2 separate regions of the Homo sapiens genome follow, and region 2 is linked to region 1. The links are chromatin loops, found by intact Hi-C in ENCODE. Cell type or tissue: K562. All regions are shown on one strand. Each heading gives the region's core, and the rest is flanking DNA. Links, peaks and the distances in the headings are about the cores only.

Region 1 (15,839 bases), core at 3,429-11,428:
TGTCATCCCAGCACTTTAGGAGGCCGAGGCGGGCAGATCACCTGAGGTCGGGAGTTCGCGACCAACATGGAGAAACCCCGTCTCTACTAAAAATACAAAATTAGCTGGGCGTGGTGGCGCATGCCTGTAATCCCAGCTACTCGGGAGGCTGAGGCAGAAGAATCGCCTGAACCTGGGAGGCCGAGGTTGCAGTGAGCCGAGATCGTGCCATTACACTCCAGCCTTGGCAACAAGAGCGAAACTCCATCTCAAAAAAAAAAAAAGAGAAGAAAAACAGGAGCCTTATTTTCATGATCTGCCCCACTCCTGTCCCCAGGCACTCAACCCCTGTTGTGTGCTTCAACCCTCTGCTTTGTCCCTCAGGGGAGTTCTTGTATTGGGAGCCCACTATGTGCCAACACTCTGCTGGGCCTGGGGATATAACAGGACATGAGGTAGGCATGGTCCCTGCACTCAGGGCAGCTTATAACTAGTTGGAAGAGAGCAATGACCAACAATGCACAGATCAATATGGTTAACATCACATTGTGACTTGTACTAGGAAGAAAATAAGGTAACGAGGCCAGGTGCAGTGGCTCACACCCAGCACAGGTGGATCACTTGAGGTCAGGAGTTCGAGACCAGCCCGGTCAACATGGTGAAACCCCATCTCTACTAAAAATACACACACAAAAAAAATTAGCTGTGCATCGTGGTGGGCGCCTGGAATCCCAGCTACTCGGGAGGCTGAGGCAGGGGAATCACTTGAACCCGGTAGAGGTTACAATGAGCTGAGATTGCACCACTGCACTCCAGCCTGGGCGACAGAGCAAGACTCCATCTCAAAAAAAAAAAAAAAAGAAGAAGAAGAAGAAAAGAAGGTAACAAACCTTACTACTCACTGTTATCTGCAGACCAGCCCCATCCATCAAGTTACCCCAGAGCTCATCATGAATGCAGATTCTCAGGCCCCAGCCAGGACCTACTGAATTGGAACTGCATTTCAACAAGATCCTCTGAAGATGCCCAATTCCAAACATGGTTATTATGCCCAGGAAGAAGAAACAGCTGTGCTAAGACCTGAATGTTCTCAGCTTTTGGAAGATCTGCTATCCAGGTAGAGGGAAGAGCAAGTGCTACTGATCACAAAATATTCTCCTTAAAGATACAACTGGCCAGCACAGTGGCTCACGCCTGTAATCCCAACACTTTGAGAGGCTGAGGCGGGCAGATCACTTGAGGCCAGGAGTTCAAGACCAGCCTGGCCAACATGGTGAAACCCCGTCTCTACTAAAAATCCAAAAATTAGCCTGGCATGGTGGCACGCACCTGTAATCCCAGTTACTTGGGAGGCTGAGGCAAGAGAATTGCTTGAACCAGGGAGGCAGAGGTTGCAGTGAGTTGAGATCGCACCACTGAATTCCAGCCTGGGCAACAGAGTGAGACTCCATCTCAAAAAACAAAACAAAACAAAACAAAAAAAAACTGGCCGGCACAGTGGCTCACGCCTGTAATCTCAGCACTTTGGGAGGCCAAGGCAGGAGGATTGCTTGAGCCCAGGAGTTTGAGACCAGCCTGGGCAACATAGTGAGACTTTGCCTCTACAAAAAAAAAATTTGAGCCAGGCGCAGTGGCTTATGCCTGTAATCCCAACACTTTGAGAGGCTGAGGCAGGTGGATCACTTGAGTCCAGGAGTTCAAGACGAGCCTGCGCAACATGGTGAAACCCTGTCTCTACAAAAAATACAAAAATTAACTGAGGGTGGAGGTGCATGCCTGTAGTCCCAGCTACTTGGGAGGCTGAAGTAGGAGAATTGCTTGAGCCCGGGAGGTGGAGGCTGCAGTGAGCTGAGATTGCACTACTGCACTCCAGCCTGGGCGACAGAGCAAGACTTGTCTCAAATAATAATAATAATAATAAAATAAAAATTAGCCTGGCATGGTGGCACTCGCCTGTAGTCTCAGCTACCCAGGAACCTGAGGTGGGAGGATTGCTTGAGCCCAGGAGGTTGAGGCTTCAGTGAGTCATGATTTTGCCACTGCATTCCAGCCTGGATGACAGAGTGAAACCTTGTCTCAAAAAAATAAATAAAAAATAAAAGGACAGAACTAACTTGGACATGATCTTAAGCAAGTCAGTCTGCCTTTGTAGGCCTCAGTCTCCTATCTGGAAAGTGCAGGATCTTCCAAGCTGAAAAAACACAGTTCCTCTGAATGGAGGGTTTTGAGGCATGATGAGCCAAACAACCAGCTAAGGAAAGCTATTTATTTGAGGGAGTGGTGGGGCCCCTTCTCTGGAGTCCTTAAGTCATGCTAAGAGGCCCAGACCTTTCCTGCTTACTCTGGAATATCTCTGCTGTTCGGAGAATCTGCTGCGAACTCTACTGTTACAAAGGCACCTTATGAAGGGCTGACCAGAGTGGACCAGGAGCAGGGGCAGGTCTTCCCGTCCAGCCCCACCCCCAACTTCCCCCCTGTCACACCCCTCCCCCAGTTCTGGGAAAACACAGCCCTTCCTCTAGCTGATGCAACTAGCCCTGGGGGCCAGCCTAAGGCCTTCTAGGTTTGCTGAGAGGTAGAGAGAGGGGCGATGTCAACAAAGCACCCCCTCATCAGCCAATCTCAAATGTCTGAGTTGTCAGAACTCCAAGGCTCCACAGTAATCCAGCAACCCAACCCCTACAATTCACCAATGAGGAAACTGAGACTCCAACTTATATTTCCAGTCATGCTTTGTTCCTTCCCCTGGGAGGACTTCTTCCCGGCCTTCCCATTCTTCCTGGCCTTCTGGGGCTCCAGCCCTCAATCCACAGGTATCATGTACTATAAGGCTTTGGACTCCAAAATTCTGCGACTAGACTCATACCAAAACATGTCTCTCTCTCTCTTTCCTATCTGGGAGCCCCTGGAGGGCAAGAACCAGGTCTTATTTTTATTTTTTTTTAGAGACAGGGGTCTCGCTATGCTGTCTGGGTTGGTCTTGAACTCTTGATCTCAAGCAATCCTCCCGCCTCGGCCTCCCAAAGTGCTAGGATTACAGGAGTGAGCCACTGTGCTCAGCCTAAGAACCAAGCCTTGACTCTTCATTTTGACTACTATACCCAAGGAGCTTAGGAAAGTGTCCTTAGTTTGCTGACTGAAAGGATGAATGAATGAAGACTGTGGGGTCTGTCTACCCGTGGTGTGCTTCTCTCCTGCCTCCATTTTCTCAACCAATAGATTTTTGCTGAGTTTTCCCCAAGGAAGTGCTGGCCACAGAGGGCGCTCAGCAGGGAGGCTGCCATTGCCAACCCCTGGACTCCAGCAAGCTCAGCTACCTCCTTCTGCCACGGCCAGGCCCTGTCAGAGGAGCTCCGGAGTCTCCCTCCCTCGGGCCAGCTCTTGGTCTGCCTACAGTGCTGGCCCCCAGTCTGGGACCCAGGCCAGAGTCCAGGAAGTGTTTGAGGACCCACTCCCCGCTCTGCACAGGTGCTGCGAGGGGGCTTTGCTAGAGAAGGAGGAGACATGCGTCAAGATCCACGAGTTCATCCACAAAACTCAGCCAGTGAACGCCATTCTTCCCGGCCTTCTGAGGTTCCAGCTCTGAATCCACCTGCTGCCATCCTTTGGGGGTGTCTTCCCCTTTTCCCCTTTCCAGCCAGGTTCACAGTGACGGGCTCCCATTCTGGCATCTCCATGATGCCTCCCTTCACAACCAATCCTTCTGCAGTACAAGAAGAACCCCCCATCCATCCCTCACTCAAACACCTTCCGTGACTGTTACAGTAGATAGCTGGTCAGACATGAGCAGGGCAGGAGAGGCCCCACCTCTCAACCAGGAAAGTCAGGTGACCATCAGGTGAGGGTCAAGTGGTTGTTAAGCTGTTACGCTAAAATAATAATTGGTTGCATCTGGCATCAGGGACCGGCAGTCTCCCAGTAGATAAGAAAAACCTGAAACTGGTAATAAGATCTCAGGAACTGGGCAAGTAGGCCCCCACATGCATACTAAGAGGCAAAATGGTGGAGTTTAACTGGTAAATGACCTCCTAGGGACGTTTGACTGGTAAGGGAAGAATGCCTTGAGTGAGCAGTGCACAACTCCAGGAAACACACTGCGCATGCTCCCCTCCCAAGCACTAGCAGGCCTCTGCACATGCCGGTAGCCAGCCCCAAGGGAAGAATAGGGGGAGAAGGGACACAAGACCCCAGAAGTTTGCCAATGTATAAATCCCCAAGTCAAAAGGTTAAACAGTGCACTTGGCTTGGCTTTCAAGTCATTGGCTTGACCCTCTTCCAAGTGTACTTTCTTTTTTTTTTTTTTTTTTTTTTGCAACAGAGTTTCGCTCTGTCACCCAGGCTGGAGTACAGTGGCACGATCTCGGCTCACTGCAACCTCTGCCTCCTAGGTTCAGGCGATTATCCTGCCTCAGCCTCCCGAGTAGCTGGGATTACAGGCACATGCCACCACACCCGGTTGATTTTTGTGTTTTTATTAGAGACTGGGTTTCACTATGTTGGCCAGGTTGGTCTTGAACTCCTAACCTCACGTGATCTACCCGCTTCAGCCTCCCAAAGTGCTGGGATTACAGGCGTGAGCAACCACACTCAGCCCCAAGTGTACTTTCTTTCCTTTCCTGCTCTAAAGCTTTTAATAAACTTTCACTCCTGCTCTAAGACTTGTCTCGGTTTCTCCTTCTGCCTTATGTGCCTCAGTCGAATTCTTTCTGCTGAGGAGGCAAGAACTGAGGTTGCGGCAGACCCATACGGATTCGCTGCCGGTCACGCTCCTTGTATTAATTTTGTATTGCTGTTGTAACAGATGAACACAAACCTAGGGGCTTAAAGCAACAGACACTTATTACCTTATAATCCTGGAGGTCAGAAGTCCAACATGGGTCTCACCAGCGTAAAATCAAGGGGTCAGCAGGGCTGCCCTCCTTTCTGGAGGCTCTGGGGAGAATTCGTTCCTTGTCTTTTCTGGCTCCTAGAGGCTGCCCGCACTCTTTGGCTTGTAATCTTTTCCTCTGTGTTCAAAGCCAGGAACACCTTTTCATGCTGCCTCTCTGGTTCTCCCTCTTCCAGTTACATTGGGTACTGCTGGATAATTCAGGATAATCTTTCCATCTTAAGGTCAGCTGATTAGCAATCTTAACTCCATCTGCCCCCTTAATTTCCCTTTGCCATGTAACCTAACATTTACAGGTTCAGGAATTAGGAAGGTGGCATCTTTGGGGGCCATTATTGTGCCTATTACACTCATCCCTTTCAATTTTGTTTTTATATGCCATGGTATTTTTTTTCTTTCTTTTTTGAGATGAAGTCTCGCGATGTTGCCTAGGCCGGTCTCGAGCTCCAAGGCTCAAACCATCCTCCCACTTCAGCTTCCTCATTAGCTCAGACTGCAGGCGCCTGTTACATTGCTTTGGTGCCTTGTATTTTTGTTTTGTTTTTATTTTATTATTTTATTTTTTTGTTTGTTTTTGGTTTTGAAACGGAGTCTCACTCTGTCGCCCAGGCTGGAGTGCAGTGGTGCAATCTCAGCTCACTGCAACCTCTGCCTCCTAGGTTCAAGTGATTCTCCTGCCTCAGCCTCCCGAGTAGCTAGGATTACAGGCGTGAGCCATCACACCCAGCTAATTTTTGTATTTTTAGTAGAGACGGGGTTTCACCATGTTGGTCAGGCTGGTCTGGAACTCCTGACCTCAGGTGATCTGCCTGCCTCGGCCTCCCAAAGTGTTGGGATTATAGTCATGAGCCACTGCACCTGGCCTGTTTTGTTTTTTTTGAGTCAAGATCTCACTCTGTCACCCAGGCTGGAGTACAGTGGCATAATCACGGCTTGCTGTAGCCTCAACTTCCCAGGCTCAAAGGATTCTCCCACCTCAGCCTTCCCGAGTAGCTGGGACTACCGGCATGTGCCACCAAGTCCAGCTAATTTTTTTATTTCTTGTAGAGACAAGAAATATAATTTGGCTGGGCACAGTGGCTCACGCCTGTAATCCCAGCACTTTGGGAGGCCGAGGCAGGTGGATCATGAGGTCAGAAGATCGAGACCATCCTGGCTAACATCGTGAAACCCCGTCTCTACTAAAAATACAAAAAATTAGCCAGGTGTGGTGGCAGGCGCCTGTAGTCTTAGCTACTCGGGAGGTTGAGGCAGGAGAATGGCGTGAACCCAGGAGGCGGAGCTTGCAGTGAGCTGAGATTGTGCCACTGCACTCCAGCCTGGGCAACAGAGCGAGACTCTGTCTCAAAAAAAAAAAAAAAAAAAGAAATATAAGTTTCGTCACATTGTCCAGGCTGGTCTTGAACTCCTGGCCTCAAGTGATGCCCCTACCTCAGCCTCCAAAAGTGCTAGGATTACAGCCATGAGCCACCGTGCCTGGCCAGGATATAGTATATTTAATAAAATATATACCTATTAAAATTTTTCTGGCTGGGTATGGTGGGCTGTAATCCTAGCACTTTGGGAGGCCTGGGTAGGAGGATTGCTTGAGGCCACGAGTCTGACACCAAGATGGGTGACATAGTGAGAGGCCCCATCTCTACTAAAAAATATTTTTGCAACCTGGGCAGCATAAAGAGACCCCATCTCTACAAAAAATTTAAGTTAGCTGGGTGTGGTGGCATGCGCCTATGGTCCCAGCTACTCAAGAGGCTGAGGCAGGAGGATTGCTTGTGCCCAGGAGGTCAAGGCTGCAGTTAGCCGTGATCATTGCCACAGCACTCCAGCCTGGGCTACAGAGCAATGCGCTGTCTCAAAAAAACCCCCAAAATTATGATTTCATGTATCTGTATATTCTTTATACCTACACAGGTAGTAAACACAAACTTAAACGTTGGAATGAAAAAGCAAATTGAAGGAGCCATCTGGGTGGAGGGAGGGGAAAAAAGGAAGCGTACATGAGTACTTTATATTCATTAGGTCTTATTTCCCAAGCTTAGTAATGGCTACATGAATATTTATATATTCATCATCTAATATTTTTGAATAGATTAAGTACTTATAACAACAGAAAAGGAAAAGTGAGAAATGTTTTCTAGGAATAAATGCAAGCCTCAGCAAAAGTTCAGAGGCATGAAATAGCAAGATACATACATACATATATACTGATGATTCTCCAGCATGCCTGCACTCTCTCCCAAACTCCACCATAACTTCCAAATCTTTGCTCACCTCTTCCTAACCTCGCCCCCTTAAGTCCAGCCTCAGCCCCCGCGCTGACATTTTCGCCAGATCAGCCCCCTTCCCCTTTAGGATAGGCTCTCCTCTCATTGCAAGGTGCGCCTCTTATCGTGGGTGGCTCAATCCATGCATGTATGCCTGTCCCCAAAGAACTGCAAACTCTGGGAAGGTTGGACTCCCAGCCCCAGGCTCAGGGCTCCGGTTCAGGCGGGGCCCCCGCCGTCGCGGCTCCGGCCAGCAGAGGGCGCTGCCGGGCAGGCCCAGGCCTGGAGTGGCGGGGACCCTGGCCTCCCGCCAACACGCGAGCTTTCCGGCTCACAATTGTCAAATCCTCTCATCTTTCCAAGACACCCTCACCACATAGACAGCGTCGATGTTCTGTAGCTGGTTTACTAAAGGGGCTTGACTTAGCAGGGAAAAGCACTGAGCCGATCTCTTTCTTTCCTGCTCCTGCCCTTGCGAACTGATTCTGTGGACTCCTTTTTTGCTGTTTCTGGGGGAAATCTCGGCAGATCACTCGCTTTTCTCGGAGTCCTCCCCGGTTTACTGTCAGGTAATTCCAGCTTGTGTCTAAGTGCAGGCCATTATTCTGGCAAACGCTCCCCTCCTGAGGCTGCCTCTAACTGGGACACCTGCTGACTGGGGAGAGGACCGGCAGCCTCCCTGCGTCCTCACCCAGCTCTTCTGCTCCTCCTGCCCCTACACAGGCTGCCTCGGACTCTTCCTGGGTGGGGTGGGGGAGAAGCGGTAGGGGCAGCAACGTCTGAGGAGGACCTGAGTACTCTGGGCTTTTGGGAGCACTTTGACGGGCGTTATGAAAACCCTCACATCTCTCCTCAGTAGTACCCTTATAAAGAGGGGCTGTCTCCCCCAGGGCTGCTTATGAAACTGCCTTTGAAAAAACTATAACAGTGAGAAAATTAGGGCCGCAAAAGACATCTGATCTAACCAACCCTCATCTTGCCTTTAACCTCCAAACTGCCTTTGGTCACTCCTGGGTTTAGGCCAAGCTAACTTTGGAAGACATTTAGTTTATAGTTTAAATGATAGCAGCCCTTCTCCAAAACTCAACTGCCTTTGTAAAGCTAATGAAAGACCAACCAGGTCAGGAGGATGTTGAGCCTGAGTTCTGCTAAGGTGCAGACATAAACGATTGCCAACCATTATTCCAGAGGCAGAGGGAAGATATGCAACTTCCCCAATTACTCCTGCAGATAACATCACTATCGTAGAACCTAAGACTGGTACTTTGGGAGGCCAAGGCAGGCAATTGCTTGAGCTCAGGAGTTCAAGACCACTCTGGGCAACATGGCAAACCTTGTCTCTACAAAAAATACAAAAAAATTAGCTGGGCGTGGTGACATGTGTTGGTAGTCCCAGCTACTTGAGGGCGGAGGCAAGAGGATTGCTTGAGCCTGGGAGGTCAAGGCTGCAGTGGGCTGTGTTTGTGCCATTGCCCTCCAGCCTGGGTGACAAAGTGAGACCCTGTCTCAAAAAAAGATCTCAGGAGTTGGGTGAGTGGGCTTGAGCATTCACACCTACGAGGCAAAATGGCACAGCTTAACTTGTGTGTGACCTTCCTCTAGGAACACTTGACTGGTAAGAGAAAAATGCCTGAAATGAGCATGTGAACAATTTCAGTAAACATACTACACATGCGGGCCCCTCCCAAGTGCTGGCAGGCCACTGTGCATGTGGACAGCCCACACCAAGGAAATATCAAGGGAGGGGAGGCGCAAAACCCCGGAAGCATGCCAAGGTGTAAAGCTCCAAGTCCAATGTCAAACCGGACAAGGATCTCTCAAGTCACCTGCTTGGTCCTCTTCCAAGTGTACTTTACTTCCTTTTGTTCCTGCTCTAAAACTTTTTAATAAACTTTCACTCCTGCTCTAAAACTTGCCTTGGTCACTCCCTCTGCCTTATGCCCCTCCGACTAATTCTTTCCTCTGAGGAGGCAAGAATGGAGGTTACTACAGACCCGTACAGATTCACTACTGCTAACAATTTGAGAAATAACTCCGTCTCCTGTGCGGCATGGCTGGCCTTGTGGCAATTAAACTATATCTTTATTACAATGCTGCGTGGTCTCAGTGAATTGGTTTTGTCTGTGCAGTGGGCGGAAGAACCTACTGGGGGTTATACTCACTTACTGCCCCTCAGCTACTACAACCCTCCTCACACCTCCAGTCTCATTCTGCCGGAGTCCCCTCACCCCTAGATAGAAGCTCTCTTCCACCAGGTCCTTTTCAGGAAGATTTTTCTGCGGGGTCCACATGTGGGTCACAGGAAGCACACAGCTGGCAGTGCAGCCCCTTCCTAGCAGCCCCTCCACACCCTGCTAGGTGCCAGGCAGATTCCAGACCCCAGAGTCTCCACCTCCAAGACTCCCCAGATAGTTCTCCTAAAGCCTCGCTCACCTGGTTAGAGGTGAGGGAGAGCAGCGCCCTCTACTCCCTGTTTTGGGGTGTGGGCTGGGGAACAGGCTGAGGGAGCACGTTGACAACTCTGTCCAGAGAAATTTCCCCTCCAGCTTCTGGGGATGTCGCCTCTCTTTGTGGTCAGGAAGTAGGTGAAGAGGTGGGTTTTAACTCTGTTCTCCCTTCTGGGGAATCCTAGGTGGGTGGTCCAGCTTCACTTTAGGATCAGCAACTCTGGCCTTGTTTCTGCCTTTGGGGCCTCAGCTGAAATTCTGAGCCTACTGGAAAGTCTTCATTTACATTGTATTAGTTTCCAGACTTTCCCTAAGAGCTATTCAGGGTGTCTGTCACCTCGAGCCAGAAGAGACTTCCTCAGAGGATCCACCCAAGACAAAGCTGCCATCAGTTCCCTGAGTGAAACCCTTCCTTCTCTGTCAGCTGCATGTGGGCTGCACCACTTTGCCTCACCTTCCACCAGAAGAATCCTGCCCCTGCTTCTCCACTTGACCAACACCTTTTGGTCTTAGAAGACCCGAGTCAAAATGTCACCTGCTCCAGGAGGCCTTCCCTGACACCCCACGAGCTGGTTCAGGGGGCCCCTCCACTGTGCTTGTGCCAGCCCTGTCACGAAGGATTCTGTTGGCATTCCCTCTGTCTCAGTCTATCCCCTCACTTGATTCTGAGCTCTTTGCAAGCAAGGATGGTATTTGTTTTATTGAGTATGTTTAATTGTTTCATACGAAAAGCACACACAGGCTGGGTGCAGTGGCTCACACCTGTCATCCTAGCACTACTAACCTACTTTTGGTTTATCTGAATACCTCATTCTTTTTTAGCGATGACAGTTATTCCATAGCAAGAGACATCATCATTTTATCTAACCATTCTAATGAATGGATATTGAGTATATTCCTATTTTGTGGATAATACAAGCAACATTGCAACAAATATCTTACTACATAGTACACATGAGAGTATTTTGGTAGAAGAAAATGCCAGGGGTTGGGCTGCTGGAACATAGGGTGTGTGCATTTAAAAGTGTAACAGAGGCCAAGTGCGGTGGCTCACTCCTGTAATCCCAGCACTTTGGGAGGCCAAGGCAGGTGGATCACTTGTAATCCCAGCACTTTGGGAGGCCAAGGCAGGGATTACAGGTGTGAGCCACGGTGCCCAGCCCCTCTTCCCTTGTCTTTGTCAACCATGTGTGCAGTAAAGAAGCAGGCAACATGGCACCGGCCAGGTAGGGAAATCATTTGCATAATGAAAAATTAGGGTGGGGTGGCCAGCTTCTTCGCAAGCTATATAAATGGCACACCGGGTCTGACCAATCTTTTGTGCCCTATGTAAATCAGACACCACCTCCTCAAACTCGTCTAGAAAACCCCATGCATTTCACCACAGAACCAGAAGACCCACTCGGGAGCCTTTCTCTCTGCAGGAGAGAGAACTTTTCCCTTTCTCTTGCCTATTAAACTTCTCTCTTAAACTCACTCCTTGTGTGAGTCCGTGTCCTTGATTTCCTTGGCATGAGGCAATGAACCTCAGATATTTACCCCAGACAATGATGCTGCTTCAACACGAAGGTGGCCATGCCACGTAGGAGATGGAGTTATTACTCAAATCAATCTCGTTCAAAGCGCATAGGTTAGGGATTTTTCTTTTCTCTTTCTTCTATTTTTTTTTTTCTTTTTGAGATAGTCTCACTCTGTTGCCTAGGCTGCAGTGTAGCGGTGGGATCTTGGCTCACTGCAACCTCCGCCTCCCAGGTTCAAGCAATTCTCGTGCCTCAGGCTCCTGAGTAGCTGGGACTATAGACATGCGCCACCACGCCTGGCTAATTCTTGTATTTTTAATAGAGATGGGTTTTCACCATGTTGACAAGGCTGATCTGGAATTCCTGACCTCAAGTGATCCATCCCGCTTGGCCTCCCAAAGTGCTGGGATTACAGGAGTAAGCCACCGTGTCCAGCCATTATCATTTAAACTATGAACGAAATTTCTCCCAAAGTTAGCTTGGCATATGCCCAGGAATGAGCAAAGACAGTCAGCCTGTGACACCAGAAGCAAGATGGAGTCAGCCATGTCAGATTCCTCTCACTGTGATAATTTTGTGAAGGTGGTTTTTTTTACCAGGGGTCCTTGCTCACAGAGCTCCCAAGATGGTGGCGAGCTACTTCCAAGATGGTGGCAGGCCACTTCCAAGATGGTGGCAAGCCTTTCTTGGCCTCACGGATTCCAAGGAATGGAATCTTGGGCCATGCGGTGAGTGTTATAGCTCTAGTAGAAGCCGTGGGTCACGGAAGAGAACCGTGGAACCCAGTGACTAGTGTTCAGCTCGATTAGGATGAACCAAGGCACTTAGCTGTGCAGGAACAATGGCAAGCCTTTAGCACGATTGGGAGTGGCAACGGGAGTCTCGCTGGATCAGGAGCACAGAGGACACCCTGCCAGATCCGGAGGGATGGGAGTCAGTGGCAAACAGCAGTGGTGGATGGTGAGCGAAAGCTCAGCTCGAGCCGTAACAAACATGGACCAGAAGAGTGCAGTTGCAAGATTTAATAGAGTGAAATAGCGTGAAAACAGAGCTCCCATACAAAGGGAGGGGACCCAAAGGGGGTTGCCATTGCCGGCTCCAGTGCCTGGGTTTATATCCTGATCATCGTCCCTCCCGCTGTGCTCTCAGGCAACAGATGATTGGCTATTTCTTTACCTCCTGTTGTTGCCTAATTAGCATTTTAGTGAGCTCTCCTTACTATCTGATTGGTCCCATGTGAGCTAAGTTGTAAGCCCTGTGTTTAAAGGTGGAAGCGGTCACCTTCCCAGCTAGGCTTAGGGATTCTTAGTCGGCCTAGGAAATCCAGCTAGTCCAGTCTCTCAGTTTCATGCAGACTGGGTCTGCTGTGTTCTTGGGTCTCCAGCATCCAGCCCTGAGCCCACCCACACACAGTAGGTTTGCTCCCTGCAGCAACATCATAAACTCCAGTGCCCCTACCTACATCCTGCTGCCACTGCGCCAGTGCCGCCCTGGTGAGTCATCAGACCCAGTGTGCTGGCCCCTGGGGTGATAGAGCCTCTAATGGAAGCTTGACAGACTGTGTGTCTCCCAATCCTTGAAGCCCAGAGTGCCTGGGTCAACCTGGCTTACCAGGCAACTCCCACTTCGGAGATCTGTTAGCTTTGTCCTTTGTGAGAGGCAAAATCACCTTCCATTCAAATTAAGTCCTAGTGGCCGGGCGCGGTGGCTCACACCTATAATCCCAGCACTTCAGGAGGTTGAGGCGGGCGGGTCACCTGAGGTCAGGAGTTGGAGACCAGCTTGGCCAACATGGTGAAACCCCATTTCTACTAAAAATACAAAAATCAGCCGGGCGTGGTGATGCGTACCTGTAGTCCTAGCTACTGGGAGGCTGAGGCAGAAGAATTGCTTGAACCCGGAAGGCGGAGGTTGCAGTGAGCCAAGATCACGCCATTGCACTGCAGACTGGGGGCCAAGAGTGAAACTCCATCTCAAAAAAAAAAAAATAATAAAATAAAATAAAAAATCAAGGCCTAGCAAGGAGAATGTTGGTTGCCTTCTCTCCCTGGGGAAGGGATGACTCACAGAACAGGAGTGGTGGATGGAGGACAGACAGCCACCGAAGAGACAGAGAAAAGACACAGAAATGAGGCTGGATTCCAGGCGGAGAAAATTAAAAGGTGCAGAAAGAAGGCAAAAGAGGAAGAAAACAGCAGAGAGACACACAAAGAGAAAAGAGCCAGAGAGAAAGAGGAGCAGAGTTAAAGAGAGAAGAGACACAGGAAGAAGTGGAGGGAGAAAGAGGAAACAGAAAGGAAAAAAAGAAGAAAGAAAGAAAGAAAAGAGACAAGGAAGAGAGAAGGAGAAGACAGGAGAAAGGAAAAAGAACATGGAGCAGGAAGTGAGTTTCTGAGGGTACTTTGAATCAGCCAGAAAAAATGCCCGTACTTCAGATTCCAGGAAGACATGACACGGGAAACGGGGGCAGCCTTGGCTTGGTTCTCAGCTCCTGGCCAGCGGCCAGCTCTGGTTTCAGCCCTTGCCTGCAGCCCCGGAAGTCTGTTGGAGGTCAGACTCTGAACATGGGGCAAAAACATAAACAGGGCAGCCACACTCTGTGTGCCTGGATGGTGGGCACAGCTTTCTTAGTAATTTGGAAACACTGAATAAGAGCTCAAAAAAGTGCCTACTCCTTGCACAGTGCCTTAGCTATCAAGGATGCTCACTGCAGCACTATTATAGTAGAGAAAGAGAGAAAAAATACAGAAGGAAGGAGAGAAGAAAGAAGTAAAATGTGGCTTAGTAGATTTATGATACATTCATACAACACAATGCTCTGTCGCCATTTTAAAAAGTGGTACAGAAGAGCCCTTCATATGGGGGAAATCGTCACGATACCAGGTGGAAAAAATGAGTACACTTTTTTTTTTTTTTTGAGACAGGGTCTCACTCTGTCTCCCAGACTGGCTCACTGCAGCCTCAACCACCTGGGCTCAAGTGATCCTCCCACCTCAGTCTCCTGATTAACTGGGGCTACAGACACATATCAACATGCCTAGCTATTTTTTTTTCTTTTGTAGAGACAAAGTTTCACCATGTTGCCCCAGGCTCATACATGTTTAAATAAATCTTTTCTTTTTTTTTTTCTTTTTGAGACAGAGTCTTGCTCTGTCACCCAAGCTGGAGTACAGTGGTGAGATCATGGCTCACTGCAGCCTCAACTACTGGGGCTCAAGCAATCCTCCCGCCTCAGCCTCCTGAGTAGCTGGGATTACAGGAGCACACCACCACACCTGGCTAATTTTATTTATTTTTTTTGTATTTTTTGTAGAGATGGGATCTCTCCACATTTTCCAGGCTGGTCTTGAACTCCTGGGCTCAAGCGGTCTGCCTGCCTCGGCCTCTCAAAGTGCTGGGATTACAGGCATGAACTGCCGCACCTGGCCTGGTTAAATAAATATTTTAAATGGCATGATTCAAGTTTTGTTAGTGGATATATATGTAGTAGGGGTGGCACCAACCCTGTCCCAGTTCAAGGTCCTCTTGAAATTCAGTTCAGCCCAACCCTGTGGTCAGAGACACCTGTTTTTTTGTGTTTTTTTTTTTTTTTTTGTAATCTAAAGTCCAGACTCTACTCCTTCCCTCCTAGCCCCATATTCTCCCTTCTGGGGAAATTCCCATGAGTTTTAGGCAGGGCGCCAATTCCTGGCCCTTGCTCCCGCTATGGAATCCCTTGCAAGAGATGGGATTCTTTTGCTGGCAGCCCCTGGTACATCCGGGCCTGACCGTGACCACAGCAGCAGTAGCCATCCAGTTCTGCAGTGTGGCTCCAGTCAGGCTCCTGGCCTGGGCCCTCTGAACTCCTGGTCCTCGTCCTTTGTGAACACTGATAGTCTTCTAAGAAATTCTCTTTCTGTTTCAGGGGGTGACATTGGCCTCTGTTGCTTGTCCCCAGGATCCCTCTCTGACACCCCTGCTGTGTTTGCTGTGGGGAGTTCTGCTGCCACCACCCATTAGGTATGCAGGTCACCCCCTCTCTTGGGTCCAGGTGTCTGGGCTGTGTGAGATGGTGGAGAAGCTGTTCACTTGGGGTAACCAGCTGGGGCCTACGCACTTGGGCTGGGGAGCCAGTGAGCGGGGAGCCAGATGGGGTGCGGTTGATTCCTCTCCAGGAACCCAAGGAGGACAAGTTGGGAGAGGTCCTGGGTCCAGGCCATGGGAGATGCCCTTCTGAGTGACAGTGGACAGTTGGTAAACAATAATTGTTTGCACGTGGTCCTGGGCACCAGAAAATTGGCCCTGCAGGCCAGAGGCCATCAGCATGGCCTGAGAAAGAGGTTTGGGGTAAGAATAGGGAGAGGATGCGAGAACCTCTCACTCGAACTGGACCAGGGAAAGGCCTATGGGGCTTCAAAAGATGTCTCAGAGAAGGCAGGAGGAGCTGTCCACCAGGAACAGGACACCCGAGGTCCCAAGACTTGGGACGCTGCCCATGTTGGCTACTTCGTTCTGTCCTGTCTTTGCTGGCCAATTTTCAGTCAGAAACCCTTACATGGGAAGGGCCTCTGGATATGTTTGGGGAAGTAGAGAGAAAGGATGGTGTGGGGGGCAGAGTGCCTTAATCCATGCTGGTCTGGTGGGGAAGCCTGGGGCAAGAGTCAGGTAGCACTGATTTTTTTTTTTTTTTTTGGTCAACTTTTTATTGAAATGTAACTTACACACAGAGGAATGCACCTAAGTTAATATTCACAAAGTGAGC
Region 2 (15,839 bases), core at 4,044-12,043, 390 kb after region 1:
ATTAAATGGGTAGATAATTTTAACAGGATGCCTAATGTGAAATAAGGAGTTATTTTTACTCTTCTACTATAGAAAGCCTAAGGTAATTCTTACCATCTCAAAGACTGAGTATTCCATTTAGGTTTGGAGACCACTTGTGCTGTGCTGCCTGATATTTACCAAACTTGAATAAGTGTTCGTCAACTTGATAGTGAATGTACCCCTTCTCACCTTATATTTTGATTAAATCAATTAACTATAGGTCATCTACCAAGAATGTAATCCAAGCGGTTGATAAAACATTATTAGGCAGATAGATTATTGATTATTAAATTTTGAGCAGTGCAAAAACGGTTTTGCTGCTTGGAGTTCAGATTCAGTCCCTCAAAGAGTTTATGATCACTGAAATACACTCTGAAGGTATTCTGAAGAAGTTAAAAAATTTTAGAAAACGAAATGTTCTGTATACAAAGACAATACAGTCACTACGAACTGCAGAAAGTATAGGAAAGCAGTAATTGATGTAGAGTTTAGACAGTCTTGGATCTTTTTTAGAGCACTAACCATGGATTTAGACTCAAAATAGCTGCTACATAATAGAGCCCTTTAATAATTTAAACCCCCCTTGTTGAAATACAAGTTGGACTCCCAGTGTCAAACTCTAGACTGTAGCTAATGTATTAAAGGGAGATGTAGATTAATATTCAGTATATTTAGTTTGCAATTTCTGAAAAGGTTTGAAAACTAGTCAGCTTTTCACACAGCAGAAGCTTTGAACTGAAATATGTGTGAAAAGGACGCAGACTGAAAACGTTTTGGTTTTGTACATCAGTGCTGATGAAATTAGTGTAAAACATTTTCCATCATTGGCACATTACTGCAAAATGATGGCAGAGATATTTTCAAGAATGTACATCAAGTTATATTTCCTTGACATCCTTTTTTCAATTGGTCAAGGTTACAGATTCAGAGGATAAAGGGTAGTTTCATTTAGAATAAATTCATGTCTACTGGCAATCTATATATAAAAGTGACCTGCCCAAGAACCAAAAACTTTAAATGCTAATGAAGCTTTTGAAAAATAATTTTTAAACAAATTAATTTTAAAAGGGTGTTACACGTACCCAGTTTTTACTTTTTAGTTGATGAAACCCATCCTATAATATACATTTGAGCAAAGTACACATATTAAGAAAAACATGGACATTTACTTGTTTAATAGTCAAAATGATGAGGAAATGTTAGCTGTTTTTAAGTGGGACTGGTGGGGTGTCCTTTGTCACAAGGAATGCTTTTTTAGCTTGTTTGTGGGCATAAGAGATGTTAACCCTTTGCTGATTCTACCACACAACTGTAAAGAACCTAATGAATCTACAAGTTTAATATTCAGAAAAAGCTAGGAACTCCGCTCTTTACCAGTACAGTGGAACAGGCCCGTTATTCAAGGTGATGCCTCACAGCTATAGAACAACTATTCAAAGACCCAGAGTTAAATGGTACATGTGTATATGTGTGTGTGTGTGTGCACACGCACACACTTCAGATAAGTATCAGAAAAAATAAAAATGAATCCATCATTAACTTGAAAGAAATAAGATGGCTGCATTGCAACAGATACAAATATTATGAACATCATTTAATTACAGAAAATCTAGACAACAGTTTCTCCTGATGTTTGACATTCTCAAAATATATTCCTCATTCTCGAAGAAGCAGAGAATGCCAAGGCTGCATATCTGCTGTAATCTACCTAGCCCTCTTCTGCTTAATATGATCCATTATTGAATCTTCTCAGATTAAAATCCATTCCTATATCATCTACCTTTCCCAAAGTGTGTGCCTGTAAACCTACCTTGGAAGTGGCAAGTTAACTGATTTTTTTGTGTCATTTTTATACCAATCCTTAAGGTCAAAGCCTTTTGCTATCAATGTATTTAAACTGAGTTGCTATATGTTCACTAATTTGTTTTCAAAATGTTTTGCTCCAACTTAAATTATCTTTTAACATCTTTTGAGTGCCAAGAATTGCTAAGTAACTGTAATATGTTGAAGAGAGTAATTGCCAAGCAAGCAGTCATAAGCCAAAATGTAATGAGCTTAGTATATAACCACTTTAGAGTATACACTCACCACTTTTTGTATTCATTCATGCAAACCCTCCTGGAAGTCGATTAGAAGAGGATCCAATTTGTGGACCTTTTTTCCTCCTTTTGGACACCTGAGCACAATTTTTTTTTTCCTTTCATATTTATACCACTTTGGAAAATTCAGTAAACCCAATTCTGGCACATCATAATGGTTTCAGTTAGTGAAGATGTTTATTTTAATAACTTTAAAATATGACTATCCTATACATAAGTTATATAAGAGGGCATAACAATAGATGAGTAGAAATTTATAAAATTTCTTGGATATTTTGAATGAGAAAAAAACATTTTTAAAGGAATTTTGTTTTTTCCTTTTTTGGCCAAACCGGTACAAGTTAGAAAGTGTGCTAAGGACTGAATACTTGCCTCGTGCTTTTTGCCACTGGATGATGTAAGTTAAGAATGGAATTGTTAATCCTAAGTATATATTTTCTTGACTTTCATCAGTTTCTAAAGAAATCTAATTTAAGTGTTTTGCGGTTTTGTTTGATCTGTATTTATTGAGTTCTGGTCATAGACCAGCAGCTTGCACGTCATGCTCATGAACAGCCAGAACATAGTTATTGGGGAACTTCATGGCTCAAAACCTTCTGAATCATTTAACTTATTTTGTATGTTGCAAAAAAAAAAAAAAAGTTTATTTTGCTTGAGAGTCACCTTTTTTTAAAAAAAATAACTGTACAGCTTTTAAGGGATGGGAGGTGGGAAAATACCCTAAAATAGGATGTAGATTTTTTACAATTGTGTTTATGCTAGATCATCTACAGGTGCATTATGTAATTAAACCTAAAATTGTTTAAAAATTTGTGCCATGTCTTTTTCATTCTCCTGCCCTTTAGCAGAATTGGTGCATGTCAACTGCTATGTGGACAAGCCTTGAAATTAGAGTAACAAGCCCTGTCTCCAAAGCTTTAAGGTCACTGCATGAAAATTGCACACACACACACACACACACACACATCTAGCTTATATTAGTAAATGGATTTTCAGGATCAGAACAGCTACAGTAGCCCAGATTTGGCTGTTAACAGCATATTCTTACAGCACATGATTTTTGTGATGCCTAACTAGGGTATTCTCAATGTTAGTCTGGTGTTCTATTCTCTTTCAAAGTAGCTTCTTGAGATGGTATCTGTTGTAGCTTGCCCAAACCTGCCATGAGGTTGTGTGTACACTTTGAAAGGGTATGTCCTATGCTAAGATGGTGGTAGAGCAGGGCTTGATTTTAATCTATTCATATAAAAGAAGGAAAAAACTAGAATTGGTCTATTTGGTTATTCAGTGGACTTAATTCCACAGGAATAGTTGTCTGCTGAAGCGTGGCAGCAAGAGAAGTCAAATTCAAGTTTCAGTTCCTTCCTTATTCACTAAGTATTTTGAAATCTTGTAGAACTTCTGATTCTAGCACAGTCTTTTACATGGCACATTTTACCATGGTATATTCACAGCTTCGTTTAAATGTCAGTACTTTTTCCCATCTGATAATTTTGCCATTCTAATTTCTCACCTTTGTAGTACAAGTGTATTCTTGAAAATAATTAAATTCATCTAAGTGTGTCATAATTTCAATCAAAGCTATATTCATGTGTTGCCAGCGTCAGTTTTTTGCTATCCTCATTCAGAAGGGAAGCCTGCAGATCATGAGTTTCCATATGAAGAATACAAATTCCACATAAAAATTTATAAATGGTATCTTTAGAATTTTGATTTAAAGTAATAGCTGGAATTCAGGGACTGATCAGAATGCCTCTTGAATTTTCCAACATGCTTATATGAAATGCTTTATTTTCCTATGCGTTAAAAAAAATATTCCTGGAATAGGTTCTCAGAATGTTTTATTTGGTTTCTAGGAGATGAGATTTAAAGCAGAAGCTCCAAGATTGGCATAAAACTAACTCTTGAGGTAATCAGGACCATGCTGTTAGTCAAATAGAAGCTGGAGTGCTCTCTGTCACATAATGTACTGCATGTGTGTGGGGGTGGGGGGGCAGGGAAGATCAGAAAACTGGAAATGTAATTCTGATAACACGCAAAGTAAATTGTGCATTAAAAGTATGGGAATTCTTGGTAGCTTAAAGCTTCAGGGGTTAACTTCAGTGTATGAACACCTAGTGTGTTAGAATTGCAGTGCATAGTTGTTTAAATACAATATTCCTTGTAAGTGACAACCAAAATATGTTGTGGCTGGTGCCAGTATTTTTGTTAATGAAATGTTCAGTGTCTCACTACAGTCTGATCAGAACTCTTGGTGTTATAAGCCAGGCCTAAAGCCATTTTATAGCTATTGGCCTAATTGTGTAACTTTTTCTTTCAAAATGTTTTATTATAATACTTCTGTCATTTCTTTCACTTAATATGTCAATTGTCATAATAAAAATTTAAATTTGAATTATTTAGCATGATGTGTTTGCAAACTTAGCTTATTTTAAATTTTGTGGCACATGGAACAAATTGTCTGTAACAGTTCATGACGGTTAAAATTTATCACCCAGGCCTAGATGAATTGTTCTCCCGCTATCTAGAAAGTAAATTTGCAAGTGCATCAGTTTCCCTAAAATAATTTTTAAGGCTATTTGCCAACTAGACAAATATAGATATTAGAAAACTATTATTGATTTCTATATTTAGCCTCTGGAGAACTAACACATTATAGAGGCTGTGGACTTGTTCTGTGTGGTCCCATAAGAGCACAGAACTAGACCAGAGGACAGAAGCCATAGGGCAAAAGTTTTCCATTCATTCTATGGAGGAAGCTTAGTTCTCTAATAATAAACAAGCTTGGAAGTGAATTATTAGGAATAGGGGATGTTTGGGAGACCAAACATCCACACATTGATCCACGCCTTAAAAAATGGATTAAACCAAATGACTAACCGGTCCTTCCAACCCTGAGTAGGCTTCTCAGCTACAAATGATTTGACAGTTTTTATTTACTCTTGAAATACAGTAAAATTCACACTGAACTTGCTTTTTTACCAACAAACTAGCAGAGTATTTGTGATTCTGATGGAAAATATTAACTAGGTAAAGAACTTTTGAAGAATTTCACCTAATGGAGTAAAAGCTGGTCGGTGCTAGCAAGAAAATGGCTAGTTACAATGCTAAATTTATTTGAAATTTTCACTTTAAGAGAATCAGTCAAATAACGTGAGCCACTGTGCCCAGCCAGCCCATTTCTTTTTCAGATTATAAGACCAGAAGATGTAGAACAGTTCTTTTCTTTTACAAATAGAATTGGTGTACTATTCTGTGATTCTTTAGTAGAGGCGGAATTATAAAAAATAACGAAAATATCCTATTGAAGTTAAATGTTGGGACCCTTCTGGGTGAGATTAATGCTTGTGTCATTTTGATTCTTAATGAGTTTGCATGAGCTCTTTAGGGTACTAAAAGTCTAAATGAATATCAAAGAGAAAGGACACTCTAAGAGGATGTAACTTGACATTGCAATGTAGCATATACAGTCAAATCCCAACTGAAGACAGCTGGGAACCTACTAGTATTGATATCGGCCACCTATGGCTTCCTTATCACTCCTCCTTGCCCATTTCAGAGCCACTTTACCCACATTTGAGCACCTATCTTTCTCCCTAGTCCTGTCTCTGAGGAGGTATCTTCTTTTTGCAGTACCTTGTCTGCCTGTGTCCTTGATCGGTCGTCTTTTTATTACCGCCTCTGGGTCTTTCACATCTTACTTTTCTATCTCTGATCTCCATTACTTGACACACACTCCTCTCTAAATAAAGTTCTCCCTATTGTGGAAAATGAAAGTTTGATCCTGTCTCTGGTTCAATACCCTTCCCAGTTACTTCTTATTTAACTTCCAGTCTTTAAAATAAATAGACTATGGAAAACCCTAAAGTGTATTTGGAAATTATTACTGAAATGTCAGAAATTCCTAAGAGAAACTCCAGGAAACAAACCACCATCTCAGCAACATACTTTATTATCAGGAACAGCTGTTACAGAAAGCTGAAACTTAAAACAGGAATGTGATTCCTCCCTTTTCCCTGTACTTGCTTCATGTTTGTCTGTTGAATGTAATGTGCATTTTGTTTTCTCTTTGACATTATTGCTTGCTAGTGGGACACCAGTAATTGCACTGTGAACTCACATAACCAAATAGCTCTTACTCTACCATTTAGAACCAAAAAGTTAGAGGAAGTACTTCATTAATGATGATAGAACCTTATTTGAACCTGTACTGTCCTAGCTTCAACCATAAAAGATTTTCTGTAGCAACAACAAAGAGAGGTAGCTGGCTCAATGCTATTAGGTTGGTGCAAAAGTAATTGCAGTTTCTGCTGTATATAATATACATATATCTATTTTTTTTAAAGGCAAAAACCACAATTTTTTTTTTTTTTTTTTTTTTTTTTTTTTTTTGAGACAGAATCTCGCTCTGTCGCCCAGGCTGGAGTGCAGTGGTGTGATCTCGGCTCACTGCAACCTCCGCCTCCCAGTTCAAGGGGTTCTCCTGCCGCAGCCTGCCGAATAGCTGGGATTACAGGCATGTGTGCCAACATGCCCAGCTGATTTCTTTGTATTTTTAGTAGAGACTGGGTTTCGCCATGTTGGCCAGGCTGGTCTGGAACTCCTGACCTCAGGTGATCCACCTGCCTGGGCCTTCCAAAATGCTGGGATTACAGGCGTGAGCCACCGCGTCTGGCCCAACAATTAGTTTTGCACCAACCTAATAGAAAATCAGAAAGTTGGCTTCAGATTCAGAATAATGCAGAAGTAGGGCTGGAATTTTACTGGCCAATGCTCTGAGCAGAACCAGGAGAGGGCCAGAGAGCCCAGGATGAAAGGCAAGGATCTCTTGGGTGCAGTGGCTCATGCCTGTAATCCCAGCACTTTGGGAGGCTGAGATGGGAGGATTACTTGAGGTCATAAGTGATGATGATGAGTGGTCACTACAGCCTGAGCAACAGAGCGAGACTCCATCTCAAAAAAAAAAAAAAAAGGAAAAGAAAGACAAGGATCCACAAGCAGGAAAAGTATATCAGAGAAGGGAGATGGAATGCTAAGAAGCCGTCTTTAAGATGACTGTCCCCTTTTTGACATAGCCATCTTTTTTTTTTTTTGAGATGGAGTCTCACTGTGTCGCCCAGGCTGGAGTGCAGTGACTCGATCTCGGCTCACTGCAACCTCCACCTCCCGGGTTCAAGTGATTCTCCTGCCTCAGTCTCCCGAGTATCTGGGACTACAGGCGTGCACCACCACGCCCAGCTAATTTTTTGTATTTTTAGTAGAGACAGAGTTTCATTGTGTTAGCCAGGATGGTCTCGATCTCCTGACCTTGCGATCCTCCTACCTCGGCCTCCCAAAGTGCTGGGATTACAGGCGTGAGCCACCGCACCCGGCGGACAGCCACTTTTAATAATCTGGATGTGCTTACATAACGATGTCCAAAAGAACTTGTAAGTTTTATTTATAAAAGTTTCTTGTTTTTTATTGAGATAATTCACATACCATAAAGTTCACCATTATAAAGTGTACAATTCAGAGGTCTTTAGTGTTACTGGTAGAGGGTCTTGACTGCAAGTTGTCCAGGTTCTTGGCGCTTTGAACAAAGAATTGGACAAAACACCCAGCAAAGCAAAGAAAGAATGAAGTAACAAAAGAAGGAAAGCAGGGATTTATTGAAAATGAAAGTACACTCCACAGTGTGGAAGCTGGAGAAGCAGCGACTCAAGGGCCCGGATACAGAATCTTCTCAGGTCCAAGTACCCCCTAGAGGTTTTCCATTGGCCACTTCCTGCTCACCTCATGTAAATGAAGTGGTAGCTCTCAATCGGTCTGATTGGTTGTGGAAAGCAACCAATCAAAGACTGAAGTGGAGGGTACAACGCTCACTCTCCTCTTTTTGCAACCAATCAGAGGCTAAGGTAAAGTTAGAAAGTTGCAAACGAAGACCGGCCGGCAAACAGTCTGATTGGTTTCAGGCAGCCAGTTTCCCAACTGCCCAGCAGAAAAGGTGGGGGGTTTGCAAAGGGAGTAGTAGCCTCTGGTCCTTTTGTTACTTAGGCTGTGGAAAGTTATGAGTTTTCTTTTCAACTTGGTTCTAAGAAGTGATGTGAAATGGCCTTAGGTTCCCTGCCTCCAGACCCTATTCTCCTGCCTCATCAAGCATATTCACAAGGTTGTCAACACCCTAAAAACGCCCTACTCATTAGTAGTGACTACCTATTTCCTCCGTAGTCCCTGCCAAGTACTATTACTTTCTATCTCTACAAATGTGCCTCTTCTTGACATTTCATATAAATGGAATCACACTGTATAGCCCTTACGGATCTAATGTCTTTTATTTAACATGTTTTCAAGGTTCGTCATGTAATAGCATAAGTTAGTACTTCTTTTTTTTTTTTTACAGTCTTGCTCTGTCACCCAGGCTGGAGTGCAGTGGCATGATCTCAGCTCACTGCAACCTCTGCCTCCCGGGTTCAAGCAATTCTCCTGCCTCAGCCTCCCGAGTAGCTGGGATTACAGGCGTGTGCCACCATGCCTGGCTAATTTTTGTATTTTTAGTAGAGATAGGGTTTCACCGTGTTAGCCAGGCTGGTCTTGAACTCCTGACCTCAGGTGATCCACCCACCTCGGCCTCCCAAAGTGCTGGGATTACAGGTGTGAGCCACCGCGCCCGGCCACTTCATTCTTTTATATGCATGAATAATATTCTACTGTATGTATATGCCACATCTTGTTTATCCATTTGAACATTTGAGTAATTTCCACTTTGAGGCTATGAATGGTCAGGGCTATTAGAAATAATAAACATTCATGTACAAGCTTTGAGTGTGCATGCATGTTTTTCATTCTTGAGTGCATACCTAGGAGTGGAATTGCTGGATCATATGATAACTCTATGTTTAACTTTTGAAGAAATTTGAACCTGTTTTACACAGTGCCTGCACCTTTTTACATTCCCACTAGCAATGCACAAGTGTTCCAATTTCTCCACATCAACAATATTTATTATTGACAGTCTTTTTATTATGGCTATTCTAGGGGATATGAAGTGGTATCTCATTGTGGTTTTGATTTGCATTTCCTAGTGATTAATGATGTTGAGCATCTTCTCATGCGCTTACTCACTGCTCATATATTTTCTTTGTAGAAATGTCCATTTAAATCCTTTGCCTATTTTTATGATCAGGAATGGTGGCTTATGCCTGTAATCCCAGACCTATGGGAGGCCAAGGCAGGAAGATTGCTTGAGGCCAGGAATCTGAGACCAGCCTGGGCAACATAGTGAGATCCCATTGATACAAAAAAAATTTTAAAAATTAGTCAAACATGGTGGTATGTACCTGTAGTCCCAGCAGTTTAGGAGGCTAAGGCAGAAGGATCACCTGAGCCCAGGAGTTGCAGGCTGCAGTGAGCCATGATCATGCCACTGCACTCTGGCCTGGGTGACAGAGCAAGATGCCATCTCTTTAAAAAAAAAAAAAGAGAGAGGCAAGGCACAGTGGCTCACGCCTCTAATCTCAGTACAGCAGTTCGGGAGGCCAAGGTGGGAGGATCGCTTGAGGCCAGGAGTTTCAGGTTACAGTAAGCTATGACAGCACCACTGCACTACAGCCTGGGTGACAGAGCAACACCCTGTCTTTACAAAAAAACAAAAATAAATCCTCTGTCCCACCTCCTTTTTTCTTTTTTTTTGCTTTTTTTCATGGAAATGTCCCAAAAACCTCTACCTATTTTTAATTGAGCTGTCTTTTTATTGTTGAGCTATAAGTAAATACCAGCTGAATTCTGAATACCAGACCTTTACCAAATATATGATTTGCAATATTTTCTATGATTCTGATAAATCACTTTCTTGATAGTGTCCTTTGATACACAAAGGTTTTTTAACTTTGCCGGTGTCCAATTTCTGTTTTCTTTTCTTTGGTTGCCTATGCTTGATGTTAGAGATCTAAGAAAACACTGCCTAAGTCAGTATCTTGAAGATTTACATTTTATGTTTTCTTCTAAGAGTTTTATAGGTTTAGCTCTTTTTTTTTTTTTTTTTTTTTTTTTTTTTTTTTTGAGACAGGGTCTCATTCTGTCACTCAGGCTGAAGTGCAGTGGTACAATCTGGCTCACTACAACCTCCGCCTCTTGGGTTCAAGCAGTTTTCATGCCAACAGCCTGCAAGTAGCTGGGATTAACAGGCATGAGCCACCACACCTGACCCAATTGGTTTAACTCTTTTTTTTTTCCCCCTGATATGGAGTTTCACTCTTGTTGCCCAGGCTAGAGTGCAATGGCACAATCTTGGCTCACCGCAACCTCTGCATCCCGGGTTCAAGCAATTCTCCTGCCTCAGCCTCCCGAGTAGCTGGGACTACAGGTATGCGCCGCCATGCCCAGCTAATTTTGTATTTTTAATAGAGACGGGGTTTCTCCATGTTGGTCAGGCTGGTCTCAAACTCCCAACCTCAGATGATCCGCCCACCTCGGCCTCCCAAAGTGCTGGGAGGTTTAACTCTTAAGTTTAGGCCTTAGATCCCTTTGGAGTTATTTTTGTATATGATGAGAGGTAAGGATCCAAATTCATTCTTTTGCATGTGGTTAAACAGTTGTTTCAGCACGATTTGTTGAAAATACTATTCTTGGCCAGTTGCAGTGGCTTACGCTTGTAATCCCAACACTTTAGGAGGCCAGGGTAGGCAGATAGCTTGAGCTCAGGAGTTCAAGACCAGACTGGGCAACATGGCTAAATGCTGTCTCTAGAAAACAACAACAACAACAACAATTAGCCGGGTGTGGTGGTGCATGCCTAAGGTCCCAGCTACTCAGGAGGCTGAGATGGGAGAATTGCTTGAACCCGGGAGGCGGAGGTTGCAGTGAGCCAAGATTGTACCACTGCACTCCAGCCTGGGCAACAGAGTGAGACCCTGTCTCAAAAAATTAAAAAGAAAAGAAAAGATACTATTTTTTCCTTCATTTAATTATCTTGGCATCCCTGTCAAAAATCTATTGACCCTAAATGTATGGGTTTACTTCTGGATTCTCAATTTGGTTCCATTGAGCTATACATCTGTCCTTATTCTACTACTACACAGTGTTGATCACTGTAACTTCTTACTAAGATACAAAATCAGGCAATGTAAGTCCTTTAGTTTGGCTCCTTTTTTTTATTCAAGACTGTTTTAACTATTCTGGGCTCCTTAAATTTCCATGTGAATTTTAGGTTCCATTTGTCAATTTCTGTGAAAAAAGGCAGTTGGAATTTTGATATAGATTGCGTTTGTTTGTTTGTTTGTTTGTCTGTTTGTTTTGAGACAGAGTTTCGCTCTTGTTGCCCAGGCTGGAATGCAATGGCGTGATCTCAGCTCACCTCAACCTCTGCCTCCTGGGTTCAAGCGATTCTCCTGCCTCAGCCTCCCTAGTAGCTGGGATTACAGGCATGTGCCACCATGCCTGGCTAATTTTTGTATTTTTAGTAGAGATGGGGTTTCACTGTGTTGGCCAGGCTGGTCGTCAATGCCTGACCTCAAATGATCCACCCACTTCAGCCCCCCAAAATGCTGGGATTACAAGTGTGAGCCACTGTACCCAGCCAAATTTCATTTTTGTATTGTTCATTGCTAGTGTACAGAAATACAACTGTAGTCCCAGCTACTCAGAGGGCTGATGCAGGAGGACTGCTTGAACCAAGAAGTTCAAGGCCAGCCTGGGCAACATAGCAAGACCCCTCTCTAAAAAAAAAAAAGCTAAGCAGAAAATAAATACAACTGTTTTTTAGTTTTTTGTTTTTGAGATGGAGTTTTGCTCTTATTGCCTAGGCTGGAGTGCAATGGTGCAATCTTCGCTCACTGCAACCTCTGCCTCCCAGGTTCAAGCGATTGTCCTGCTTCAGCCTCCCAAGTAGTTGGGATTACAGGCATGTCCCACCATGTCCAGCTAATTTGTATTTTTAGTAGAGATGGGGTTTCACTATGTTGGTCAGGCTGGTCTCGATCTCCTGACCTCAGGTGATCCACCTACCTCGGCCTCCCAAAGCACTGGGATTACAGGTGTGAGCCACCGCACCCGGCCTAAATACAATTGATTTTTATTTAGGAATAAACTTAACTAAGCAGATGAAAGACTTGCGTACTGACTGCTGTCAAAAAAACAAACAAAAAATAATAATAAGGGTTGATGAGGACATGCCCAAAATGGAATCCCTGAGCATTGTTGGCAGGAATGTAAAATGGTGCAGCTGCTGTGGAAAACAATACAGAAGTACAGCAGTTTCTCAAAAATGTTTAAACACAATTACCAAACGATCCAGCAATTTTGCTTCTTGGCAAACATTGAAAAGAACTGAAAGCAGACTTTCAAAGGGATATCTATTTTTTTGGTTGTGTGTGTTTTCTGTTTGTTTGTTTTTTGAGACAGAGTCTCACTGTCGTTCAGGCTGGAGTGCAATGGTGTGATCTCGGCTCGCTGCGTCCTCCGCCTCCTGGGTTCGAGCGATTCTCCTGCCTTAGCCTCCCGAGTAGCTAGGATTACAGGAGTGTGCCACCATGCCCGGCTAATTTTTGTATTTTTAGTAGAGACGGGGTTGCACCATGTTGGCCAGGCTGGTCTCGAACTCCTGACCTCAAGTGATCCACTCACCTCAGCCTCCCAAAGTTCTGGGATTACAGGCATGAGACACTGTGCCCGGCCTCAAAGGGATATCTGTACACCCATATTCACAGAAGCACTATTCACAATAACCAAAGTTGGAAGCAACCCAGGTGTCCATCAACAGATTAATACAATCAAAATGTGGTATAAACATACAGTGGAATATTATTCTCCTTTAAAAAGGAAGAAAATTCTGATGAGTTATAATTTGGATAAACCTTGAGGACATTATGCTAAATGAAGTAAGCCAGTCACAAAAAGACAAATACTACTTATGTGAGGTACCTAGAATCATTAAATTCATACAGACAGTAGAATGGTGGTTGCCCGGGGCTTAGGCAGGAGGGTAATGAAGTGTTTTTGTTTAATGGGTATAGATTTTCAGTTTAGTAAAATGAAAAGAGTTTTCCAGATAGATGGTGGTAATGGTTGCAAAACAATGTGAATGTATTTAACACCACTGAACTGTATACCTGAAAATGGTTCAGATTGTAAATTTTACATGATGTGTATTTTACTACAAGTGTAATAAGAAAAAAAAATACACCTGAGGTTTTTTGTTTTGTTTTGTTTTTGTTTTAGATGGAGTCTTGCTCGGTCGCCCAGGCTGGAGTGCAGTGGCATGATCTCGGCTCATTGCAACCTCCGCCTCCCGGATTCAAGCAATTCTCCTGCCTCAGCCTCCTGAGTAGCTGGGATTACAGGCACCTGCCACCACGCCTGGCTAATTTTTTTTTTGTATTTTTAGTACAGATAGGTTTTCACCATATTGGCCAGGCTGGTTTCGAACTCCTGACCTTGTGATCCATCCACCTCAGCCTCCCGAAGTGCCCCAGCTCACACAGGCATGAGCCACCGCACCTGGCCCTGAGTTTTGTATATTGAGTTTGTAACCTGTAACCTTGCTGAACTTTATTTAGCTCTAATAAATTTTCTGACGTGGATTCCCTTAAGATTTTCTAGATACAAGATAATGTCATCTGTGACTAGAAATAGAGGGATTCCTTTTGTTTATTTTTCTCGCCTAATTGCCTGGCTAGAACCTCCAGTACAATGAAGAAACATAGCGAAAATGGACACCCTTCTGTTGTTCGCGATCCTAGGTGAAAACATTCAGTATTTCACAATTAAGTATGAAGTTAGCTGAGGGTTTTCATAGATGTCTTTTATCTGATTGAGGAAGTTACCTTCCTCTCCTAATTTTTTAGTTTGCCAGTCTTTTTATCATGAAAGGGAGTTGGATTTTGTCAAATGCTTTTTCTGTATCCATTGAGATGGTTATATGGCTTCTCCCTTTAGTAATATGGTGTATTACATTAATTTTCATATGTTCAATCAACCTTTCATTCCTGGGATAAATCCCACTTGGCTACTGTGTCGGGAATCTCCAAGATCACTCCAGGATCAATGATTCACCAGGAGGACTGACAGCTGTCATTTATTACAGTGAAAAGATAAAAAACATAATCAGCAAAGGGACATGGCCCATGGGCAGAAACGAGGTAATTAAGTACATGCTTCCAAAGGTCCTCTCTCAGAGGAGTCACACGAGACTGACTTAATTATGACAACACATGTGAAAAGGTACCTACCTGTGCAGCTCACTAGAGGCTAGGGGCAAGTTTTTACTGGGAGCCAGTCACACAAACACCATTTTGCCTAGCACATACCGAAATGTCAGACCCCAGAAGGAAAGCACGTGTTCAGCATAAGCCATGTTGTTTGCACAAACACAAGGCACAGTGAGCCCCTCTACAGCCAGGGTAGTAGGAATCGTCTCAAAATCAAAGTTCCCAGGCACTAGTGAAGTGCTAAGCTTGTAAGCAGGTCTTTCTAATGATAAGTATTCTCAGGTTTGCTATGATAGTCTTTTTTTTTTTGCACAATCCAACCTCTTGGCTCTTATATAAGAGCAAAAGACACCTTATTGTAAAAGAGTTTATAATAATTAGGGCACTGCAAAACAGAATATGCATTAGTCAGGCAGTACAGGTTAACAGAGTGCCCAATGTGGCCTCCCACCATGGGGCCTCTAACCCATGGGTTCCCACTGTAGTCTGAAATAATTCAGCTCAGGTCAGGCCTGGTGGCTCATGCCTATAATTCCAGGACTTTGGGAGGCTGAGGCAGATGGATTGCTTGAACTCAGAAGTTTGAGACCAGCCTGGACAACATGGCAAAACCTGGTCTCTACAAAAAATACAAAAGTTAGCTGGGCATGGTGGCATGTGCCTGTGGTCCCGGCTACTTGGGGTTGAGGTGGGAGGATTGCTTGAGCCCATGAGGTCAAGGCTACAGTGAGCCATGATAGAGCCACTGCACTCCAGTCTGGATGGAATGAGATCCTGTCTTTAAAATTAAAATAAAATAAAATAAAACAATTCAGCTCAGTTCTTGATATCAGAGGTACTGCAGTCAGTTCCAAACAGCTTTTGTTTGTTTGTTTGTTTGTTTGTTTGTTTTTTGAGAGGGAGTCTCACTGTCTGCCAGGCTGGAGTGCAGTGGCGCCATCTCAGCTCACTGCAAGCTCCGCCTCCCAAGTTCACGCCATTCTCCTGCCTCAGCCTCCCGAGTAGCTGAGACTACAGGCACCCCCCACCACACCCAGCTAATTTTTTGTATTTTTAGTAGAGATGGGGTTTCACCATGTTAGCCAGGATGATCTCGATCTCCTGACCTTGTGGTCCGCCTAGCCTTGGCCTCCCAAAGTGCTGGGATTACAGGTGTGAGCCACTGCGCCCGGCCAGTTCCAAACAGTTTTGCTTGTCCTTGACATCAATTCATCAGTCTCATGAGTGTGGATGACATCCGTAAGTGTTCTGCCTGGAAAGCTGAGGAGCAGGGACCACTCTTGCTGTCTCAAAGTCAGCTCTATCAGCTGTGATCATAGGCTTAGAAGTCAGTTTGAATAAAAGGTGCTCAAAGCAGCTCGGAAAGGCAGCACGGGAAGTTTTTGTTCAGTAAGAGGGGAAAGTTTCCAGAAACAACTCTGAAAAACAAGAACATCAATTCCCTTCTTGCCCTTGCCCTCAACCAGGCCTCCCCAGGTGCTGGGGCTCTGTTTTCCTACACGTTTACAAAATCAGTGTGTTCCATTTAGTCAGT

Evidence for each region. Hi-C counts contacts between places; a loop is a spot of excess contacts. Peaks named below come from ENCODE experiments on the same cell type or tissue, not always from the same donor. Only the 100,000 strongest peaks of a DNase experiment are listed, where the experiment ranks them.
Region 2: a loop joins it to region 1, with 2.5 times the contacts of the local background. A loop is called at or near these places in 1 of 110 quality-filtered maps.

What each region holds. Positions count from the first base shown.
Region 1 is chr11:78,037,922-78,053,760 of GRCh38, reverse strand. It overlaps NDUFC2-KCTD14 (NDUFC2-KCTD14 readthrough), which reads left to right. Exons shown (of 3, transcript NM_001203262.2): 2 at 15,003-15,097. The coding sequence ends at 15,097. It also overlaps a transcript of KCTD14 not described here. Among named protein-coding and RNA genes, the nearest start is that of THRSP, 18 kb to the left of the region's middle. RefSeq lists silencers at 7,283-7,522, 13,521-13,580 and an enhancer at 13,217-14,173. In K562, for the core only: a CTCF peak has its summit at 7,387 (motif pointing right); DNase peaks (open chromatin) are centred at 7,380 and 7,790.
Region 2 is chr11:77,648,685-77,664,523 of GRCh38, reverse strand. It overlaps RSF1 (remodeling and spacing factor 1), which reads left to right. Exons shown (of 16, transcript NM_016578.4): 16 at 1-4,515. Among named protein-coding and RNA genes, the nearest start is that of CLNS1A, 19 kb to the right of the region's middle. RefSeq lists a silencer at 9,553-9,753. In K562, for the core only: no CTCF peak of the experiment used is centred there; a DNase peak (open chromatin) is centred at 7,973.